Regions from separate parts of the Homo sapiens genome. Here region 1 is linked to region 2. A link is an interaction called in ENCODE POLR2A ChIA-PET data of the cell type or tissue named here. Cell type or tissue: CD4-positive, alpha-beta T cell. All regions are shown on one strand.

Evidence for each region. ChIA-PET counts read pairs that join two places held together with the same protein. Peaks named below come from ENCODE experiments on the same cell type or tissue, not always from the same donor. Only the 100,000 strongest peaks of a DNase experiment are listed, where the experiment ranks them.
Region 1: POLR2A ChIA-PET joins it to region 2 with 14 read pairs; 14 of 35 experiments call an interaction of 5 or more read pairs at or near these places.

What each region holds. Positions count from the first base shown.
Region 1 is chr15:38,553,190-38,555,689 of GRCh38, forward strand. All of the region lies in intron 2 of RASGRP1 (RAS guanyl releasing protein 1), which reads right to left. Among named protein-coding and RNA genes, the nearest start is that of RASGRP1, 10 kb to the right of the region's middle. RefSeq lists an enhancer at 1,356-1,435. In CD4-positive, alpha-beta T cell, no CTCF peak of the experiment used is centred here; a DNase peak (open chromatin) is centred at 1,372; H3K4me3 peaks cover 550 bases; H3K27ac peaks cover 2,112 bases.
Region 2 is chr15:38,689,803-38,692,302 of GRCh38, forward strand. No RefSeq gene overlaps it. Among named protein-coding and RNA genes, the nearest start is that of LINC02694, 5.5 kb to the right of the region's middle. In CD4-positive, alpha-beta T cell, CTCF peaks have their summits at 1,127 (motif pointing left) and 1,326; DNase peaks (open chromatin) are centred at 619 and 1,129; H3K27ac peaks cover 474 bases.

The DNA of each region.
Region 1 (2,500 bases), 140 kb before region 2:
AGCCAAAGCTCACTGTAACTCCAGAACAAGACACAGCAGCTATAATTGTTCCGGGCAGGAGTGGACAAGTTCTAACATCAGCAGGTGGGCTGCGGCTGGGGCCCGAACTGTAGATGACCTTCTCCAGGGGTCTCAGGGTCCAACACAGCTGTTTCTGTCAATTACTGAAAAGACTGTTTTTGCTTTCACACAGTTTCCCAATGTGTTTTCATCACAGATTTCATAAACTTCAGTTCAACATATTGCCTTACATAATCTGTTGCCAAAGTAGTACTTTTGGGTAAGTACTCAGGAGAAGCACTCCCCAGTTCCTCCCCAGCTAAGCCACTACTGTAGTCCTCTGACCCATGGGGACGGGCATAAGTTACGGAGTAGACCCTCCCAGCACCATAGGAAACTGGAGTGTTGAATAAAGGTGGAAATGTACACTAGGAATATGGCCTTTGAATGCAAGAATCAAACTGTAGTTGTAACAGACATCCACATTCTATTTACACAGCCAACAGACAGGCGTGCTGTACATTTTATAGGGGGCTTACTGCAGTTGAGAAGAGATAGGAATGCAGAAAAATCTGATAAAAGTGCTCCCAGGGTTTCAGACCTGCTCTTAGGCAGGGATCTCATTAGATCTGGCTGGATTGTTTTAGAGATCTCCAAGAGGCTGGCTTCACCATGTGCTTTTCTAGTTCACATAGCTGAAAAACCTATATGCTCTATTGCTTCCCTGGAGATTTGTGCCCTTCAGGTTTTCCTAGGATGTCTGAGAAAAATGATCTGGGATGTTCAGGAAGCAAGTGTGCTATACGACAGTATTTCTCAACATCCATTCATGGGTCACCTCCATCCAAACCAGTGACTGCTGGCTGAATGGCAATCTCTGGGGTTGACTGTGAGGAATTTGAATGTTCAACACACTCCCTGATTATTCCTCACGCCAAAGTTGGAGAATCTCTGGAGTAGCAGAAAGAACGCGAACCTCGGGGGAAGACTGACCAGAGTTCACATCTCAGCAGCTCTCTCACTAATGAGCTGAACCACTTTCCACAGGTCATTTAACTTCCCTGAGCTACAATTCTCTATTAGTTAAAGGAGCAAAATAACAACCACCTCATAGGGTTGTTGGGAGGATTAATTGGGTCAAGTTAGGTAAAGGCTCAGGATCCTACAGAGTCCACAATAAGTGTTAAACTACTGTCTGTCTCCAGCTCTCTCAGAAGTAAAACTCATCTCTCTGGATGGCTTTACTGAATTGAACTGCTCAGAATTCCTGAGACACTGTCTAACTTACGCATAAGCATTGCCTCTGTTCTCTACAGCGGGGCCTGCAACAAACACTGCCAAGCAGGAGAGCACAGATATGAATGAAGGGGATTTCCCATCTCCTCCTTTCTCAGGCCTGGCAGTCACTGAAACCCATGCTCATGAGAAGGCAGACCAGCGTGGAGAACTGGTGATGCCTGCTCATCAAAGATGCAGCAAAGGCCTCCTTGGAATAAATAGTGTCCAGTCTTATAATAATGCTAATTCATTCTAGAGGGCTAAGAGCGGCCTGGGAGCTGCTCTGATGACTAGAAGCCTCAGGATGCAAGTGCCCCCGAGGACCATCCTTTACACGTGAAATCTTGTAGCCACGACTACTAGCGACTGGGAGGTTCCACTGAGGAGGCTTCTGGGAAAGCTGTGTTCTTCACACAGGGCCTGCCATCAACAGTGGCTAAGGCTTCGGCCCCTTCCTGACACTACAACTGACTTTGTTCCTTGGTGTTGCCTGTTATTAGGTCTGCATCCCCAATGATGTCATGGCCCTTGGCTTCTGGTCTTATGCTCCTGTTGCCCTCTGGGCACCTTGCTTTGGTGCACAGACCAAGTTGCAGAGTGGTAAGAAATACCTAATCTTTCCTTTGTTACGGAGAGGGCTATGGCCCTGAGTGTGTGTTTGCCTTTTGCGGCTCCCATTTTGAAAAGAGACGGAATGTTTTACTTTCAATAAGCTGAGGCCTATAAAATGCTTTTAATATCCAACTGCTCCATGGTGGAGAAAACATACTTATTAGTTTTGGGGTATTTCTAGTTTGGAAGGTCTTTGGATAGCATTAGTACAATTCACACAAGAATTCACTGATTCACACTTTGCTCAATAGAGAATATCAGGCAGACACCTGGTATATAGATTGGGTGCAATCAATATTTCTTACATTGAATGGAGTTTCATTTCTAACTGGGGAGACACCAGGATTGCAGAAGAGTGGGCACCAGGTGCAGCCCTGTCCTATGTGGCATGCAGGTCTCCCCTGAGTGTAGGAAGGCCTGTCTTAGGAGAGAGATCCAGGCTTGCCCCAACCCAGGTTGCAAGTGGCTGCTAGGGGTAGGGGAAGGAGAACAGGAGCAGCATATCCTCTCTTGAGACTGGGGGCACAAGGCAAATTCTTTCAGTTCTCAAAGGTTTATTTTCCTGTTTGTTCAATGGAGAGAGTAATATCTGACCTGCCTATTTCAGAGC
Region 2 (2,500 bases):
AGTCTTCCTGCTAATAGGAGATGAGGCTTTAGAAGCCACGAAAGACATAAGACTAACCAATGCTACCTGGCAATCCATTTCTATCAGCTCCAATCCTGGCTGCCTTTCAGCATTCACAGTCCAGTGCAGAGGAGGGTCTTTGAAGGTATAGGGATCAGAAAGAATTTCCTCCTTAGGTAAGATAAACTTTAATTTCTTTCTCTCTTCTCAGTAGGATTAACCTGATCTTCAAGGGAGAAAGCCAAGAGCCAGGGCAACCTTAGGTCAGGGGCTGAGGCCTCCTAAATGCAAGGGGATGTGCCTGGGAGATGTGTTCATGCTGGTCCTAGCCCAAGGTGGGAAAGTACTGGAGCTCGGGGGGCGGTGGCGATATGGAATTGGGAGGTAGGAGGTCTGCTACTGTCAAGGCAATAAAAGAGAAAGTGTTAGCAGTTCCTATTCTAGGAGCAGCTTACTCTACAGGGAGGCAAGAGTGCATACTTTTATAGAGCTTCAAAGGAAAGAATAGTCGGAGATGCAGGCTCAGGAAGTAGGGCAGAAAATCCAAAGTCGGTGGCCTTATGGTATTGTCTAGATGAGCATGTTTTGCACTTTGAAGCTTCACAGACCCAGTGTTAGGGGAAGCCGCTTCAAGGTGAGGCTCTAAGCCTCTCCATCAGACAGCAACTTCAATACCCAGCAAAGCGTAAAAAGCAATATTTTACTCATGTGAATGTACACGTGAAACAAGAGGGGGGAAGTGTGCCTGAAAAAAATAGCAAGCATCAAGTAGATGTGTTCTAAAGTAAAGAATAGGAGACCAGTAATTGCAGACCAAAAAGCTTTTCCTCTCCAGAGCCCGAACACTAATGCAGGCATTGTTCCTCCTTCAGAAACCCCTCTTAATAGAGCATTAGTACTTCAGAACATTTATACCTATTAGGATATGCTCATCACAGCTCTTGACAAAGCCTCTAAATTATACCTTTTATAATTCCGTTATTCTTTTTGTGCTGCGAAGTCTTATGCTGTGTGTTAATGCAAGGCAATTAGCTTTATCAGGAAGAAAAGAAAAACTGGCTTGACTTCTTGCAAATGCTGAAATTGCCAGATCACACACTCTGTTACTATCGCCCTTGAGCGCCACCTTCAGGCAGTTCTTTGGTACTGTTGTGGAAATTTCTAGCCTTCTCAAGGTTGCTTGTGAACTGAAAGGCACAGACAGACCCCTTTCCTTAAGCTGCCTGTTGGAATATGGTGATACAGATAAGTATAAGAACCTTCCAAGAGGCAGTTTTATTTCTGGTGGCTGATTTTTCACTGATTTGATTATTTTATAATGACTAAATGTTAGAAAGAGGCCTTTCTAACATTTAATTTGGGGGCCCTAAATGAAAAATTACTGGACTGAAAAACTGGTTTGACTCATTAGTCACTGAGGTTATTGACTAAATGAATAAATTTACTAGATGTTTTACTGAAACCCAAGACAATCCTGATTCTTAAATTTAGCTGTTAATTTCAACCACCTTCCAAATTTCAAACCTGGCCTTCTTCTCCAATTTTATATTTTTAAACCTGGCAATTAATTACTAGATGATGTTCTTCATTTTCATGTAGGGATTCTGATGAATAGGAAAAAAAGAAGAGAAAAAATTTCATAACCTTAACAAACTACCTTTACTAGTTAAAAACCATCTAGAAACCCGCTGATCTGATTCAAATAACTCCACTTATCTGTTGGTCTCTCCTCACTCTTAGCTTCTATTGGCTGCCTCAGAGTTGAACTTGGCTTGACTTTCAGCTCTGCTGCTTTCTGTGTGATTATATCACATAGAATGTTCTCAGCTTCAAGTAATAAAAAATCCAACAAAAACTGGCCACATCAAACTATTAACTCACTTAACACAGAAAGTCCGGGTGAGAGCAGTTTCAGGGTTGGGTAATTCATCTGTTCTCTTCTTTTTTTTTTTTGAGATGGAGTCTTGCTCTGTCGCCCAGGCTGGAGTGCAGTGGCGTGATCTCAGCTCAGCTCACTGCAACCTCTGCCTCCCAGGTTCAAGCGATTCTCCTGCCTCAGCCTCCTGGCTAGCTGGGATTACAGGTGCCTGCTACCATGCATGGCTAATTTTTGTATTTTTTTTTTTTTAGTAGAGATGGGGTTTCACCATGTTGGCTAGGCTGATCTTGAGTTCCTGACCTCAGGCAATCTGCCTGCCTCAGCCTCCAAAAGTGCTGGGATTACCGGCGTGAGCTCGGTCCAATAATATCTTAAGTAGCCGGGCTTTCCCCTTCTTTTTCCCCTGCCGACTTTAGTGTGCTGGCTTTTGTTCTCCAGATGGTGTCCACAGTTCTAGGCATCACCTCAGGGTGCAGCACAGCCTGTTTCATCAACACAATATGTTTGTGTTTCAAAGAAAGGAATTTTGCTTTCCCAGAACCCTGCAGAACACTCTCCCTCCATGCTAATGAGAATGGAAATTATCATGAGTAGTTTAGGTTGGCCCATCCCCGTCCTGGC